3 separate regions of the Homo sapiens genome follow, and regions 1 and 3 are each linked to region 2. A link is an interaction called in ENCODE POLR2A ChIA-PET data of the cell type or tissue named here. Cell type or tissue: MCF 10A. All regions are shown on one strand. Each heading gives the region's core, and the rest is flanking DNA. Links, peaks and the distances in the headings are about the cores only.

Region 1 (5,000 bases), core at 1-5,000, 95 kb after region 2:
CTGAAGTTTTTGTTTTTGTGATTGTAATCCATCTTTTCACCACTCCCCCCATTCCTCATTCTTATTATTAAATGGTGACTCTTCAGTAGGTTGATTGCTATACCATAATTAACATCATGGCTTTGTTTTCCCTCTGAATAGGACTCAGTTTGTTATTTTCATTAAAAATTCACTGGTTTGTGACCCACTTATTTTAGCTTTATCCTTCTTTCTGTAAGCCAAAATTAATTGTATGTACTCTCATTAGTACCGCATAGATGTTGTAAATCCGAACCATATTTTGGGCTCACAGAACCTTTAGAATATGATGAGAGCTATAGATCCTCTTTCCAGGGAGGAAAATTGTATTTTTATTCAGATTTGTTCATAATTTCAGAATATTCATGAATTTCTTGAAGGTTATCCATGGACTCCAAGTTAAAAATTCCTTATCTAATATATAATCCCTTATATAAAATATGAAAAACTAAGGCACAGGTTTTGTGTGTGTGTCATATATATAAAATCAAAAAGGGCAGGGCCTGTTTTCTCACTTGTTTCATTCCGTTTTTAAACTGACATTGTGTCAGGCACCTGAAGTGAAAGGTACAGGTCCTAAGCCCAAAAAAACTCATGGTACAGCTGGGAAGATGAGACACACAGGTGTGAAGTTAACCTTTTTACAACCACTTGTTGAATACTAAGTAGTGTGTCACAGAGGGAGGAAATGACACATACGAGTCACCTGAGTCAACTTTGTAGGGAAAAGTGACATCTTAGTATTCCTTGAAGAGTATTTAGTTTGGCTGAAAGTGAGGGGAAGGTGTGATATTTCAGGATGTAAGTATAGCATGAGCAAGGTATGGAGTTGGAGATGAGCAAGAAGAGATTAGGAAATAGGAAATAGACTAGAACGGGGAATTCTTTTTGAGGAATATTGTAGGGAAAAGGTTGAAAATATGAGTTAGAAACAAAAATGTTGAGAGCCTTTTATAAAATTATCAAGAGTTTAGACTTTATCCTGCAAGTACTGAGTTCAGTGGACATTTAATCCACTGAAACTGTTTGAGGCACATTAAAATGGCACTTGTGATTTTCCCATTGAAACTAGGGAGGATTAAGATAGGCAGACCAATTAGGAAGCTCTATACGCATGCCAGTAAAGATCCTCTGAAGGGAACCCAGCCTTGCCCCTCCTGAAACACACCCGAGCTCCTTAGAGAGAAGAGGCCCTTGCTTCTCAGCTTCCACAGGGCCAGCTGAACCAGATGAGCCCTTTTAAGACTAAAAGATAGTTCTGGTTTGGCTGATTGAGAAAGGACCTCAGCCAGCTGTTAAAAGGTAGCACTTGCTACATCTTAACCACTTTGGAATTACTCCCTCATCCTTCCACCCGCCGCCTCTTTAGTGACAGTGTCCGATGACCGTTCCCTTCCCTGTCCCGGTGTCCCTCAGTTTCATTCAGGACTTCCCTTTTTTCACCTGCTTGGGCTGGTGTCACTTGGATATGTTTCTGATTCGGCCTGTCCCAAACCCCATCCGATTATTTGATCTTCCTGGTCAAGTGTGGAACTTGACACCACTGTGGCGGTCATTGAGAGGCTGTGTTAGCTGTTAGAATACAAAAGAAGGAATATAAAAAAGAAGGAATTTAGTTGATGAGGAGTAAAGCAAGATCAATAATGACTTTAAGGTTTCACATCTAATGCCTTCATGCAACAAGAAATCCAGAACCAAAAGCAGGGCTTCATGGAAGAGTGTGAGTTTATTTTTGCGTTAAGTGTACTTTGAAGAGACGGTAAGCTACCTGAGAATGTGCAAAAGCCAGCTGAGGAGCTGCATTGGAACTCAGAGCAGTTTTAGTTAAAACTATACAATGAGATCACAATTCATGAATAGACTTCATTCTCCTGTGGCCCAAATTCTTTCCTCCATGAGAAGATTCCACTTCTGATTTTACCCAGTCATGTAGTGAGGCCAGTGACAGCATCAGTGAGTCAGCCCAGATTAGAAAAACAATTCAAGCACAATAGACAGCCAACTAGTGAGTCACTGACTACATAGTGTCTTTTGTAATAAGAGCTTAGAGCGAGCTTGTTTATATTTAACTGGAATAATCGGCTAAGGCCCAAGAATTAATTGTTTAAGAATCAAGGAAGTACAATAGAATTTCAGGATTCTGATATTTATTTTGAGTTGTTCCTATTTTTTTCCCCAAGAGGGACTATTTGGATTTAGATTAAATGTTGAAATACATGAACATATTATAAGTTATACTTACTGTTTTTATCATTGGCACTAAAAAATAATTTAAAACAGTGTCGGTAATACTATTCCATTTTAATTAATTGAACTATCCTAATTTTAAAATTATCCTACTTTATTCTTACTGTCCTTTCTTTGTTAGAGAAACTCCTTACTATCCTAAGGTTATAGAATCATAATATTTTAGACTTAACAATGTAAGTTTTCCTTGGAAACTTACTGTACTAGCTTATAATTTCTTCTCATTTTAAGGTCTGGCATTGTGCAAATTAGAGTCCTTACAGATTTCAATTAAAGTTTAGAATTTAAATTTTTATTTATATTACTACTATGTAAACAGGTATAATGAGATTTAGTATTTTGTTATTTGTTTTATAATAACTCTGGAAGCATTTATTTATTTAATAGCTTTTGTTTTTTATTTTTAAAGAACCAACAAGAAAACCTTGGGAAAGAACAAATACAATGAATGGCAGCAAGTCACCTGTTATCTCCAGGTATCAATTTTTTTCTCTAAGTTTTATATTTTATTTGTATAAAAAAAAATTAATGCATTCTTAGTGTAGAAAAAAATTGAATGGTAAGAAATTATACAGAGGAGCCCATAAAACTCTCGTGATCCTCCTAGTATTGGACAACCACCAAGCCTCATTATATATTACTCATCTACATTACTAGTGATTGATAAATTCTACCCTACATTTATTAACCAGATGATCTGAGATTTTAAGATAGCTTTCTTTTTCCCAATTTGTATTTTGAAAAATTCAAAACTACAGAAAAATTAAAAGGATAGTACAGTGAATATGCGTATACCCATTTCCTAGGTTTAACAGTTGTCAACATTTTGCCCCACTTGTCTTAAATATCTACCTATCCACACTTTTTTCCCCTCTGATTAGTTTGAAAGCAATTCACAAATAAGAACTGTTTCACCCTAAATACTTCAGTGTTTTTTGGAAGAACCAGGACATCTGCTATGTAACCACAATACCATTATTACTCTCAAGAAATTTAACATTAAGCAATAATATTATCTACTATAGTATATAGTCACATTTCCCCATTAGTTCCAATGACATAGATTTTATGTATATATATTTATGTATATATATAATTTTTGGAGCCTTTTTTAAACCTGAATATCAGCTGGAGAGAAAAGAGAGCAAAATAAAACATACATCTTTGAATTTGTAAAGTAGAAACATGTATTTCCCTATCTCATTTGAAACTTGTAAGTGTAATCAAGTTAGAAAAGATAGTATCCAGAAACAAGGCTAGTTAATACTTGTTTCTACAAGTACATGTGGGCATATTTAGGCAAATTTGTTCTTCCTTTAGCTAGGCATACTTTATTTTCATGACTAAATTTATATCACAGCTCCTGAACATAGATGAAACCTTTTCTTGGTTTATGAGACAGTTTAAAGGACTTGTATTTTTCCCAGAAAAAAAAAAAGTATGTATTTAGAAACTAAAAGGTATTTTGTCTTTTCTTTCTGAGCTATTTGCCTTATTTTTGTCTCGTAAAAAGCAACTTGACTCTAATTATAGAAACCTAATAAAGATAAGTACAGGGATAGACTTTATATTATCACAGACCTGTTCTGTGTTAGTCTAAGTCTGAATTTGGATTTGGCTTCCTATGTGGTTCTTTCTGCTAGTAGGAAAGAAGATTTGGTAGTGACACAATTGTTTAAGCTCCACAAAGAAACTAGGCCTTTTGGAATGTATAAAAGCTTTTAGTTTCTAAGTGATTGAAAGATGATCATATTTTACTTTAGAAGAAAGGGGGAATTGCTTTTGGTGGACATGTGTTTTCAGTAGAGTAGAAAAATTGCACATTTATGTTTCTCAGACTCCTAACTGAGATGGCCTTCTAACACATCTCTACTAGTTACGGATTTTCTTCAGTAGCACATTATGAAGTGCTGATTTATTAAGCCCATAACAAGGAGCTGGCTAGGCGTGGTGGCTCATGCCTGTAATCCCAGCACTTTGGGAGGCTAAGGTGGGTAGATCACTTGAGGTCACGAATTTGAGACCAGCTTGGCTAACATGATGAAACCCCATCTCTACTAAAAATACAAAAATTAGCTGGGCATGGTGGCGCACACCTGCGATGCCAGCTACTTGGGAGGCTGAGACACAAGAATCACTTGAACCTGGGAGACGGAGGTTGCAGTGAGCTGATATCGCGCTATTGCACTCCAGTCTGCAGACCTGTCATGTGTCATTTGTCCTTTCTCTTCATCATGCTTCATTGATCTGCATTTCACAGTGAACTAAAAGCTAAGCCTACGTTGATGGCAGAAGTCATGTCTTAGAAGGGACATGGACGAGGTTCTCCAAATGGAATACATTCTTTGATGTATTTGGTCCATTTAGTAAAGGAAAAGTTGTTCTTTGAAAGATTTTTTTATTTTTCCTAATTCCAGGGTAGGGAAAAAAAGATTTTTTTTTCAGACTTGGAAATTTAATAAGTGCTCTAAAGGTCACCATTTTGAAAATAATTTTATATAGATGAGTTGAATCTTGATTCTTAATATCCAGTAGTGCACCATAATCATGTTCCAATTCTGTTAGGTGGTTTTCCTTCCCTTTCCCAAAATAGAAATTCTGGAACTCCTGATTATTTCCTGACCACTCATATATCTTTTGATAGATTTGATCCAACTACTGATATATAGGTTTTAAAATTTCACCAAAAGCTGTTTTAAACCATAAAGGATTTTTAAAATATGTTTAAAAGAGTA
Region 2 (8,413 bases), core at 1,546-6,545:
TGAGATTTTTGTTTTGCGATTTGTTTTTTTTAAGCTCATCAGCTGTCGTTGTTGTTAGTGTATTTTACGTGTGGCCCAAGTCACTTCTTCCAGTGTGGCCCAGGGAAGCCAAAAGATTGCACACTCCTGATCTAGAGTCTGCTGTAGTGTCCTCTTCTGTTTGTTTGTAGTCTCTGCATTTATAAATTATTTATTATTTAGTGTTGGACTTGTAAGAAACACTCTGCTCCACTCTGCCGAGGAAAAGGTGAGCTATTGTGGTGAGGCCTTCACAGGTCTGTGTGCCTGGCACTCTCAGCTGCATTATTCAGGACCTTGGGCTGTACGTAGTTATTTTATTGGATTTGTGTGAGAAGGGCTAGTTTTGTGATTGGTTAAGTTTATTGAAAATAATTTTTTTTTTTTTTTTTTTTTTTTTTTGAGACAGAGTCTTGCACTGTCGTCCAGGATGGAGTGTAGTGGTGTTATGTTGGCTCACTGCAATCCCTGCCTCCTGGGTTCAAGGGATTCTCCTACCTCAGCCTCTCAAGTAGCTGGGACTACAGGTGCACTCCACCACGTCCAGCTAGTTTCTGCATTTTTAGTAGAGATGAGGTTTTGCCATGTTGACTAAGGCTGGTCTCCTGGCCTCAACTGATCTGCCTGCCTTGGCCTCCCAAAGTGTTAGAATTATAGGCGTGAACCGCTGCATCTGGCCAAAAGTTGACTTATTTTGAATGGACTACATTATAGCTTAACTAGATTGTACGAGTGCTTATCAACTAATATGTTAAAATATGGTAATTCCTTTTTTTTTTTTTTTGAGATGGAGTCTTGCTCTGTGTTGCCCAGGCTGGAGTGCAGTGGTGCGTTCTCAGCTCACTGCAACCTCTGCCTCCTGGGTTCAAGCAATTCTGCCTCAGCCTCCCGAGTAGCTGGGATTACAGGTGCCTGCCACCACGCATGGCTAATTTTTATATTTTTAGTAGAAATGGGGTTTTGCTGTGTTGGCCAGGCTGGTCTCGAACTCCTGAACTCAGATGATCCACCTGCCTCGGCCTTCCAAAGTGCTGGGATTACAGGCATGAGCCACTGCACCTGGCCAAAATATGGTAATTCTAATAGGTCACATTCAGGTGTATTTTTTTTAATGGTCTAATATAACATTAAAAGTATTTGTGAAAAATTCCATTTTGGTATTTTAAGCATAATCTATCCAAAAGGAACATTAAAAAATAATAATAAAAGGGGAATGTGAGGTTTAGGTTTTTAAGATGTTCAGTATTTTTAGGTAAGAGTGTTGTAGTAGTTTGCTAGGGCTGCCATGACAAAATACCACAGACCCAGTGGCTTAAACAGTACTTTCCTCACAATTCTGAAGGCTAGAAGGTCAAGGTGTTGGCAGGGTTGGTTCCTTCTGAAGCCTCTTTCTTGGCTTGCAGATGGCTCTCCTTCTCTGTCCACAGTGATCTTCCCTCTGTGTGTGTCTGTCCTAATCTTCTTATAAGGGCACCATTCATATTGGATTAGGGCCCACCTGTATACTCAGTTTACCTCAGTTACCTCTTTAAGGCCCTGTCTTCAAATACAGTCACATTCTGAGGTAATGGGGGTAAGGATTTTCACATGTGAATTTGGTGGGTGTTGGAGGGGCACAGCTCAGCACATAACAAATATTTTTATTATCTCATGCATTTAAAGGAGTATCATTTCTGATACACTTCAGAAAGGAATGTATTAGTGTGATGAAGTGGAAATAACTCGGACATTGTAGTCAGATAGGTAGGCCTGGTTTGAACTCTAGCCTTGCCTCTTAATAGTTCCCTAAATTTTTGTAACTTCTCTGAGACTTGCTTCCAAATCTATGAACTGGGAGTAACTGTACATCACAGAATGATGGTAAGAAATTAAGGACGATGTATGTTAAAAGTGCCTGACATCGAGTTGACTTCTAAATATTATGTTCTTACTGGTCTTTTCTCTCCCCCACTCCCCAAAGTAGTGTTTTGTATCCTTCCCCCTTATTTAATATCAGAAGGTGTCAATTTCGAGTGTAGATATGTATCATTTTAAAATTGCTTAGTCTTTCTATTCACAAGTGGTTGAATATCAGCAGTTTCTTAAGATTCAATCTACAATTGTATTTACCCAGTCGCTTGTCAGAATTTCCAATCATCATGTAGTTCAGTTTAACATTTTACATGCTTTAAGTGAAACCTACAGAAGTGTAATCTGCTGAGTCAGTGGATATTCACGTTTCAAAGGTTCTTGATGCATAAGGACAAGAGCCTTTGCTTTTTTATCAGCAAGGTATGAGGATGCCCTTTTCCCACTCTAACATTACTGTTTTCTCCTAAGTATCAAAGTCTAAAAGGATATCTTGTTTTATTTAACTTGCATTTCTTTACTAGCTAGCTTTAATGTTTTTCATATCTTTATCAGCCCTCTCTAAATCTTTTATCAATTGTCCTTTTTTTGTTTGTTTTTGTTTGAGACAGGGTCTTGCTGTGTTGCCCAGGCTGGAGTGCAATGGCGCAATCTCGGCTTACTGCAACCCCTGCCTCATGGGCTTAAGCGATTCTCCTGCCTCAGCCTCCCAAGTAGCTGGGACTACAGGCACCCACCACCATGCCTGGCTAATTTTTTTTTTTTTTTTTTTTTTGGTAGAGACGGGGTTTTACCATGTTGGCCAGGCTGGTCTCGAACTCCTGACCTCAAGTGATCTGCCCGCCTCGGCCTCCTAAAGTGCTGAGATTACAGGCGTGAGCCACTGCGCCTGGCCACATTTGTACAATTTTAAAATATTGTTTTTTTCTAGTGGATAAGGCACACAATAGTAGTCTCCCTTTGTTTAATAGCTGTCTGGGGCATATTTTCCCACCTATTTATTTACCCCCATTTATATTAAGCCCTCATTTTCCTCCTTTAGCTCTGCCTGCCTGTTCTCCCTCAGCAAGTCATTGACATTTTCCAAAGTTAAGAGAAACAGTAATAACTTCACTGAATAAAAATAGTGAGAGAGCCTGGACTTTGATTATGTCCAGAATACCTCCTAAGAGTGTTATTTTCAAAGTCAAAGTGATAAGGAATTTTGGTTTTTATGTCTGCCACTGAAAGTAGCTTGTTTAAATTTGAGTTTAATTAGTAGAATGACAGTGTTATTACTCATAGTGTGTAGTGTTATTAAAGATTCTTTGGCATACATGCAAGTTTTTGCTTATTAGAAGTTTCTAGTTGAAATTATAGCACTCACAAAAAGTTTTGAATAAATAAGATTTAGAATGAGTGACCCCTGAAAACCTGGTATGCAAAAGGCTACTGGGTAATAATTTCATTAATTTTATACCACATGTGTGATTTCACCATACTTTTTTTGTTCCTTGTGGTTGATTCTAAGTGATCAGCAATTTTTATTTTGACCATTTAAACCCATAGCCATTAGCTACTTAAATTTGTGAAATTCTTTGTAGTGATTTCAGTTTTACAAGTTTGTATCTTGGCTGATGGTCTAATTTTGAAAACTTTACATTTGGTAGATACCAATGTTTTTCTTAATGTACTTTTTCACAGTCCTTCTGATTGATTTCAAAGTGTTGTCTTTGAAAATAAACATGACTCATAGCACTTGGGTAGCCAGAGCATGCCTGTAATGAATGCCTCTGTACATTTTGAGGCTGTGGTAGAATAAACATAGCAGTTCCTTTCCTTTTTGAAATGGAAGTTTGATACTAGTACTGAATTTAAAGATGAACAGAGCTTAGTTTTGGAGAAAGAGAAAAGCACGGTTATATTTGCAGGTACACTTTTTTCTAACTTTCATTGACTATTTTTGAGTGTTAATGTGTAATTATTAAATTAATAAAAGTAATTTTATAGAAGCTGCAAATTACCATATTTCAATTTATTTCAGGGGTTATTCTTTTAATAATTTAGGAGCTTTAAAGTATGTATCTCAAGCGCTATATAATAAAGAGCCATCGGTGTAGTTAAACTTTTGAGCTTTTAAGAAGTTATACATATAATTCTAAATATTTGCTTAATTATTTATTTTTACTTAGGGAGAATGACTGCTTAAAGGTTGAGTCTTCACATTTTGGATAGCCAAGAACCATTAACAAATTTCTATTGTTTTTGCCATTGATTTGTGGGTACCTTTTAATCCTTTATTATCATTTAGTTCTTTGTGTCCCAGAGTAAGTTCTCATTTAGTTCTATTTGGGTATTTGTTTTTGTGCTCATATCTCTTACTGTTGGCTATACTTCATAGTATGTTTTAATATCTGGTCAAGCAAGTTTATTTTTTTTTTTGAGGTTGATTTAGCTGTTGGTTAGCCTTTATTTTAGCATGAACATTGTAGGCTGTTTATTGAATTCTTTAAAGAATCAAACTGGCAATTTGAGATTGCATTACATTTATAGATTAATTTTGGTGGAGAAATGTTATTCTATTTGTGGATTGTTTTGGTTCTTCTAGATAGATGATGATGTCATCAGCAGCAGTGACAGTTTTCTCTCTTTCTTTTCAAATGTTACACTCTTATTTTTTACAGTGTTGGCCAGTCTGGCACTGTGCTAGACAGCATGGTCATATTTGTTGACATAGGGAAAGGCTTTTGAAGTCTCTATTTTATATTTGTTATACGTTTTTGATATATATATATAACCTTTGCTAAATTAAGGAAACTCCCTTCTATTCCAGGTTTGCATAGATTAAAAAAATTATTAAGTAGGTTCTTCTTTTGTCCAGTTGTTTTCCTGCTTCTATCAAGATAACCACCTGAGTTTTTTCTTTTAGCCTTTAATAATTAACAACAAAAAAACACTGTTGGATTTGATTAGTCAGTATTTTATTTAGGCTGTAACTTTATAGCATTGTTATCTGGTTTTAGATTCAATACTAGCCTGATAAAAATGACCGTAGCTTTTGTTCTTTTTAACTTTCTGAAACAACTTGTATAAGATAAGAATAGAATGTTTCTTAAAAGCTTAGTAGAATCCACCTATTAAAAAAAGGTCTCATCACGGAGTTCGTTTTGTTTTACTTTGTTGGGAGAAGAGCATTGCCATTTCAGTTGCTTTAATCTTTTGATCTGTTTTTCAACCTGTTTTCTTTCAATCTATTCAAATCCTCTTTATTTCTTCTGATAATTTTGTCATTTCTCTTCTTTTGGATCTTCTTTGTCTTTTTCTTGATGAATCTTACTAGAATTTTATCTAGGCTATTAATATTTACCAAGAAACAGCTTTTGGTTTTGTTATCTTCTTAATTGTTCATTTGGACTAGATTTTCATTGATTTCTGTCCTTTATTATTTCTTTCCTTTTTATTTATTTGGCTTTTCTTTGTTAGGCTTTTCTTTTTTTTCACCTTCTTATTTCTGGTAAATGTTTAAAGCCATATATTTTCCTCAAGTTCTTCCTTGGCTCTAACATATATTTTCTAAATGTTTCCTGATTTTTATTGATTTCCTTTTTAACGTAAGGGTTATTAAGTTATATTTTTTTTAGTTTCCAAATTTGAATATTTATAAAAATTATTGATTCCTGAGTTCATTGTATTATATCAGAACATAATCTGTATGCCCTTGTGCCTACCACATGGTTTAGTAATATAAATGTTTAGGGTATGTGAGAAAAAAAATGTATCCCCGTCCATTGGGATGTATTTCTTTGACCTAAGGAAGTGTAGGTCATTGCTTTTAGGACTTTCTTTTTTAATATAAGTATTTTGTAATTGGAACCTTCTCTTTTTTTTTTTTTTGGCGGGGAGATGGAGTCTCACTCTGTCACCCAGGCTGGCGTGCAGTGGCGCCATCTTGGCTCACTGCAAGCCCCGCCTCCCAGGTTCACGCCATTCTCTTGCCTCAGCCTCCCAAGTAGCTGGGACTACATGCGTCCGCCACCACACCCGGCTAATTTTTTGTATTTTTAGTAGACACGGGGTTTCACTGTTAGCCAGGATGGTCTCAATCTCCTGACATCGTGATCCGCCCACCTCGGCCTCCCAAACTGCTGGGATTACAGGCGTGAGCCACCGTGCCTGGCCGTAATTGGAACCTTCTGTTTGTACTGTTGAGAACTTGAATTTTTTTGCTTATATTTTGTCTGCTTGATCTATCAGTAGTCTGAACAGAGTTGATTAAGAGTAATTGTTGATTTTTCTCTGACAGTTCTGTTAATTGTTGAATATATTTTAAGACCTGTTTGAAGTGGGTAGATATATTTTGCTGTCATTTTCATCACTATATAGCCTCTTCTTCATGTATTTTTAAATCCCTTTTAATTTGCTTTTTTTGGGGAAAAATTTCAGACCTTTAAGAATGTTGTAAGAATGTTACAAAGAAAATTATTTTGCTCATCATATAGCTTTACCAATTAATATTCTTTCTTTTTCTTTTTTTTAGTCTTTTTTATTTCCTGGTAAATGTTTAAAGCTATATATTTTCCTCTTAAATCTCCCAGGCTGCAGTGCAGTGTTGTGATCACAGCTTACTGCAGTTTTGAGCCCAAATGATCCTCCCACCTCATTTCCCCCAGTAGCTGGGACTCCGGGCGCACACCACATGCCTGGCTAATTTTTTAATTTTTTTGTAGAAATAGAGTCTCACCTTGTTGCCCAGGCTGGTCTTGAACCCTTGGGCTCAAGCAATCCTCCCACCTCAGCTTCTCAAAGTGCTCAGATCACAGGCATGAGCTACTATTCTCAGCCTTCTCTAACTTAAGAAGGAAGCTCACTTAGGTCGTTGCTTTTAGGCCTTTGTATTAGGTTGGTGGAAAAGTAATTGCGTTTTTTGCCATTAAATGTGGCAAAACCACAATTACTTCTGCACCAACCTAACATAAGGATTTAAAACTATAAATTTCCCATTAAACATTACTTTAGCTGCATCTATTTTTTTTCTTATTTATTATTATTTTTTAGACAGAGTCTGACTGTTGCCCAGGCTGGAGTGCAATGGCACCAACATGGCTCACTGCAACCTTGACCTCCTGGGCTCAAGTGATCCTCCCGGCCTCCGTCTCCCGAATAGCGGTCTTACTCATTTTCTACGTGTGTGTTGAGTGCACCATTTGAGAGTAAGTCACAGTGTTAGTCCATTTTGTGTTGCTCTAAAGAAATAGCTGAGACTAGGTAATTTATAAAGAGAAGAGGTTTAATTGGCTCATGGTTCTGCAGGCTTTATAGGAAGTGTGGTGCCAGTATCTGGTTGGTTTCTTGTGAGGCCTCAGGGAGCTTTTACTCATGGCAGAAAGTGAAGTGGGAGTAGGCATGTCACATGGGGAGAGAGAAGAGGAGGACCCAGGCTCCGTTAAATAACCAGCATTCCTAGCTCTCAAGTGAGCTGACAGACCAAGAACTTACTTTATTACTACAGGGAGGGCGCCAAGCCATTCCTAGGGATCCTCCTCCCCCATGATCCAGACACCTTCCTTCAGGCCCCACCTCCAATAAAGGGGGTCACTTTTTTTTTTTTTTTTTTTTTTTTTAAGACGGAGTCTCGGCCCTGTCGCCCAGGCTGGAGTGCAGTGGTGCAATCTTGGCTCACGGCAACCTCTGCCTCCGGGGTTCAAGTGATTCTCCTGCCTCAGTCTTCCGAGTAGCTGGGATTACAGGCGCCTGGCTAATTTTTTTGAATTTTTAGTAGAGACGGGGTTTCACCATGTTGGTCAGGCTGGTCTTGAACTCCTGACCTCAGGTGATCTCCCCACCGCAGCCTCCCAAAGTGCAAGGATTACAGGTGTGAGCCACCGCACCCAGCCAGCAATCACATTTTAACTTGAGATTTGGAGGGGACAAACATCCAAACCATTTAAGTCACAGCACTTTACTCCGCAGTGTGAATAACACAGGCATTCTCCTACATAATCACAGTACAGTTATCATACTCTGGAAATTGAATATCATCTAATATACTTTCCATACCCAGATTTTCTTAGATTTCCCAATGATATTTCTTACTGTCCTCCCTTTAGCCTTCCTCTTTCTCCATTCAGGATTCTACCATTACATTTCATTTTCATGTCTCTTCAGTCTCTCTTTAGCTTTGTTTTTCTTTCTTGATGTTGCCACTTTTAGGAGGCCAGGCCAGTTGTTTTGTGAAAGATCTGTTCTCTTTGATATGTTTCATTTTGGATTTGTTTCATTGTTTTTGCATGAATGGATTCAGGCTAAACATTTTTGGGCAGGACTGTTTATTGTATTACCTAGTGATGTGTTCTTTTCAGTCCATCATCTGGAGGCACCTGATGGCAGTTTTCCCAATATTGCGAAATTAAGTTTGATTATTTTGTTAAGGTAGTGTCCACCAGATCTCTCCATTTTAAAGACATCCTTTTCTCTAATTACTCAGTGGACTGTAGAGTGATGCTTTGAAACTGAATAACTAACACTCCCTAACTCAGTGATTTAGCACCCGTTGATTTTTTTTTTTTGC
Region 3 (5,000 bases), core at 1-5,000, 230 kb after region 2:
CAGTTACTGGGTCATTCTTGCATTACTGGAATAAACCCAACTTGGTTACAGTGTATTATTCTTTTGTTTCATTGCTGAGATCCATTTATATTTTATGTAGAATTTTTACATCTCAAATCCTGAGTGAAATTAATCTACAGTTCTTATGTATATTATTCAGGTATTCATATTAAAACTATGCTGGTTTCATAAAATACACTAGGGAGATTGTGATCTTTTACTAAGGTCTAGAATATATAATATTAATACTATCTGTTTCTTAACGTTCAGAGTGAATTAAGCTGTAAAACCATCTCATTCTGGTGTCATTTGCAATGCCTTTTGTGGCAATTGGCCTACCCAAAATTTCCATGTCTCTTTGAGTCAATTTTGATAATTCATATTTTCTAAGTAATCATTGGCTTCATCTAGATTTTCAAATTTTATTTGTCTTATCAAAATCCAATTTTTTATAGCTGTAAGCTTTAAAAAATATATGAAAAGAATTTTAAAAATCCAATTTTAAAATGTATTTTTCCTTTTACGGTTTTTTGTATATTTCATTAATATTAGCTTTTGTATTATTACTCCAGCTAATAAAGAATTCCTTTATTAGCTTTTATTTTCTTTTGTTTTCTAATTTCTTAAGATGGATATTTATTTCCTGTATGTTTTCTTTAATACTGGAGACATTTAAGGCCAGTCTTTTATTTCCTAAGTATAGCTTTTGTTCTGTCTTGTAATTTTTGGTATGAAGTAGTCTCATTTCCATTGTTTTTGAGATATTTGTGATTTTATTTATTTTTATTTTTTGAGACAGGGTGTCACTCTGTCACCCAGGCTGGAGTGCAGTGGCCCAAGCACAGCTTACTGCAGCCTCAACCTCCTGGGGTCAAGTGATCCTCCTGCCTCAGCCTCCCGAGTGGCTGGGAGTACAGGCGTGCCACCTGGCTATATATATATATATTTTACTTTTTATACAGACAGGGCTTTCTATATTGCACAGGCTGTGATTTCCCGTGTTTTTTTTGTTTGTTTGTTTTTTGTTTTTGAGATGGAGTTTCATTCTGTCACCCAGGCTGGAGTGAAGTGCTGTGATCTCAGCTCACTGCAACCTCCACCTCCCGGGTTCAAGCAACTCTCCTGCCTCCTGAGTAGCTGGGATTATAGGCATGTGCCACCACGCCAGGCTAATTTTTGTTTTCAGTAGAGATGGGGTTACTCCTCGTTGGTCAGGCTGGTCTCTAACTCCCGACCTTAGGTGATCCAACTGCCTCGGCCTCCCAAAGTGCTGGGATTATGGGCGTGAGCCACCGTGCAGGTTTCATCATGTTGGCCAGGCTGGTCTTGAACTCCTGACCTCAGGTGATCCGCCCACCTTACCCTCCCAAAGTGCTGAGATTACAGCTGTGAGCCACCGAGCCTGGCTGATTTCCCTTTTAATATCCTATTTGATAAAAGGTTATCTAGAGTTATGTTTCTTAATATCCAAGTTGTTTAGATTTTTAGGGGTCAAATTTTTATTATATTAAATTGTGTTCAGATAACGTGGCCCATAAAATCATTAAAGGTTTTTCTTTGTGGCCATGCTCATGACTGAGTTGTGTAACAGTTCCTTGGATACCTGAAAAAATATGTACTTTTTATTAGAGGGATGTTAGTCTCTCGATCTATCTGTTAATCAAATTTGTTGACTACATTATTCTATTCATCTTATATTTGTTTATTAGAGCTGTCCAATCCTGATGGAGGTTTTTTGAAATTTCCCACAATAATTGCATATACATATATACATATATATGTACATGTATACCAGTGTATATATACATGTGTGTATATATATATATATATATGCTACAATATGCTGTTGTCTGAAGAATATAGCACTCTCAGTCATTACATTCTGACTAATATTAATATTGCCATTTCTGCTTTCTTCTTTTTTATTTTCTTGATAATTTCAAAATTTCTTCATTAATTTCACTTTTTCGTATAAATTGCACATTTCTGGGTTTTGTTTTGTAACCCAATTTAATAGTCTTGCCTTTTATTGAGAGAATGCATCCATTTACACTTAATAAATGACTGATAACATTCCTTCCATATTGCTTTACGTTATTATTTATTTTGCTTTGTTTTTTCTCTCCCTTTTATTTTGATATCTTGATCAAATTGTTATTTATTTTCTTTTTTTCTTTGTTAATTTAGACATTATACTGTTTCTATTAAAGGTGACTTTTATTTTCTTTGAATTCATTTTCTGATTTAAATAAAAATATCAATTATTTACATTAGACACCAACATGTCTAATATATGGTTCAAATATTTCCCCCTAATATATTATCTGCCTTTTGATTGAGCTTTGAATAAGGCCTTGACAGAAGCGTACTTGAGCTTATACTTTTAAATAAATATCCCAAATGCAGTGTTTTATGTTATGTTCCTGGTTAGGTACAGAAGTATTACATCTGATAGGCAGTTGAGCTTGCAGTAAGTATGACAGCCTCTTTTCAAAACTGAAAAGCCTAATGGAAACATATAGAAGACATAGAAGGCTACCCATCTAGAGTGGGTCTAGGTTATAGATACCCAGAGGCAGAATCAAGATTTTCCTCAGAAAGTTTTTTTTTTAAATTGTTGTATTATATAAATGAATGGGTAATCAAGGGTGTAATGTTGTACGCTGGAAGCACAATTGCAAGAAAATTAACCCGGGAAAAACTTAAGCAGATGCTACCACGTGTTTAATTTAGCAATAAAGAAAACACCCTGCAATAAAGCACAAATAGAAGGTTCTATATAGAGAATAGTAAAGGAAGACCACTGAGCTAAACTTTTCCCCACACAATGGGTCAATGGAATCTCTCTTGCTTTTAATGAATAAGTCGTACCAACAAACAAACATTTTTATACTAAGTTATGTCTGTCAGGCACTCTTCTAAGTGGTTTACTTACATTAACAAGTTTGCCTATAATTACATAATGATCCTCTGGAGTCAGTACTGACATTTGGTCTCCCTCAGTTTGCTTTCTTTGGCCAAGGAAACTAAGACTCTGAGAGGTTAGTTTGCCCAATAGATTACGTACTTATACAGCTATAAGTGGTGGAGCTGCAAATTGATTCCAGAAAAGCTGGCATCAAAGACCATGTTTCTAAACGTTAGCCCTTATTGCCTAGTTATAGAGTTCATTTTCTTACCACCATGTAAAACACTCACATTTGTGTAGGCACATAGTAGGCTCTCAATTTGTATCTTATTGTTACTTATTTGTTGTTTGTTTGAAGAGACTACACTTACCCCCAAGTCTGAAGAATTAAATTTATAAGCAATATTCCAGCCCAATATTCCGTAATTTTTTCTTTCATTGATTACAGCATTGAAAAAACATAGGCTAAATAAAAGTTTTTTCCACCATTGTCCACAGTCAGGATTTTCAAATATCTCTTCTGTTACCTCTCCACTCCCAGTACATCCAAATGTCTGAAGTAAGTTACTTTTCAATCCCTGGGGAGATTCCACGGCAATCTTGAAAACAGATGTGAGTAAAATGGCATGTGAGGACAGATGCAGGCACTGGTCTTCAGGGCACTTGTCTTTCTACAACACTGGTAAAAGAACTGGGCAAGAATGTAACTATTTTCAAGATTCACTGGCAAATCCAAAATCTCATGTTATTCTTTTGCCATGTAAAAACGTCTCTAAAAGGATTGTCCCAGATTTTCTATTGTTCCGATTCATATTTTGAAATGGGAAGTATAATGTTGTGATTAAAAGCACTCTTATTTGCTCAGAGCATAGGGCTTGGGATTTTAGGAACTTTGACAATGAAGAGTTATGAGAGCCTAAACTTAGTGTCAATGGCAGTTATGAGGCTGTAACAGGACCCAGGCTGCATGGCCTCTGCGAGGTAGCAGATACAGAGGGTCCCACATCATGGGAAACAGCACAAACTGAATCAACAGCAGCTTCAGCACTAACTGAACCATCAGAAGGAGAACAATTAACTGGGTGTGTTACAAAATTTCTTTGATTGCATTGAAAGTCCATTTGGTTGACTTCTTAACTAGAATAATGGAAATGATGCGAGACTGAGGGTGAGGTGGGGAGGGAATCAACTGGAGGGCTTTTTTGAGAGTGTGGCTGTTAAGTCTGAAATTGTGAAGGGTCTGAAATATTACCCTCCTTGCACAGTTTATATATATAAACACACACACTTACATAAGTTGTGTGGGTATCTATATATGATATATAAATGTATGTATATATGTATATATGGCATAGAGCTGTGTGTGTGTGTGTGTGTGTGTGTGTGTGTGTGTGTATGAACATGAGACTTTTGGATCAGGGATCAGATTCCCATGTCCTGTGTGTGTATAGTGGGATTTGTACCATAAGAGGAGGACTCAAATTATGAAACTTGGAGCTTACAGAATGGCTGGCAAAGCAGCCTTTCCTCTTTTCAGAGATAGAGAAAGAGAGACAGACTTTTGCTTTGGAATGTAAACAAATCTTCTCGGGGAAAAGAGGAGGTCTCTAGGTTTTTACAACCCCTGGAGTGTAAGCAAATGGCTCTAAGTTTTATCACCCTGAGAAGGTAAGTGGCTCCAGGAGATGGAAGACAAGCTTCTCTGACTCTGTCACCCTTAGAATGTGAGCAAATGGCTCTGTGCACAGTAGAGGACATATTCTCTATTTTCCAAGGCATGTCTGCCTTTCAAACATCCTTTAATTCAGGTTGCCAGCAATTGTTGCTTAGCCCTAATTGTGGAGAAATGAGAAAATATTTATCGAGCACTGTTTCCCGACTGCTATGACTGATTCTTTAAAGAACTCATTCTCATATCTCTAAAAGTAGGTGTCTGTCCGCCTTCAGAACTATATCTGAAGGGGAAAGTGAGTGGAAGGAGGGCAGAGAGAGAGAGAAGAGAGAGTGTGTGTTAATTTTGATTTTTAGTGATAGCATACTATTTTATCACACAAATACATCATAATTTATTTGGCCTTTTCCTAGAAGTGGG

What was found. ChIA-PET counts read pairs that join two places held together with the same protein. Peaks named below come from ENCODE experiments on the same cell type or tissue, not always from the same donor. Only the 100,000 strongest peaks of a DNase experiment are listed, where the experiment ranks them.
Region 1: POLR2A ChIA-PET joins it to region 2 with 6 read pairs; 3 of 35 experiments call an interaction of 5 or more read pairs at or near these places.
Region 3: POLR2A ChIA-PET joins it to region 2 with 5 read pairs; 2 of 35 experiments call an interaction of 5 or more read pairs at or near these places.

Annotation. Positions count from the first base shown.
Region 1 is chr1:225,505,692-225,510,691 of GRCh38, reverse strand. It overlaps ENAH (ENAH actin regulator), which reads left to right. Exons shown (of 14, transcript NM_018212.6): 11 at 2,675-2,741. Among named protein-coding and RNA genes, the nearest start is that of LINC02765, 40 kb to the right of the region's middle. RefSeq lists an enhancer at 1,105-2,304. In MCF 10A, for the core only: no CTCF peak of the experiment used is centred there; DNase peaks (open chromatin) are centred at 741 and 1,981.
Region 2 is chr1:225,598,850-225,607,262 of GRCh38, reverse strand. All of the region lies in intron 1 of ENAH (ENAH actin regulator), which reads left to right. Among named protein-coding and RNA genes, the nearest start is that of ENAH, 50 kb to the left of the region's middle. In MCF 10A, for the core only: no CTCF peak of the experiment used is centred there; a DNase peak (open chromatin) is centred at 3,612.
Region 3 is chr1:225,366,312-225,371,311 of GRCh38, reverse strand. It overlaps DNAH14 (dynein axonemal heavy chain 14), which reads right to left. Exons shown (of 86, transcript NM_001367479.1): 77 at 3,280-3,507. Among named protein-coding and RNA genes, the nearest start is that of LBR, 59 kb to the left of the region's middle. In MCF 10A, for the core only: no CTCF peak of the experiment used is centred there; no DNase peak of the experiment used is centred there.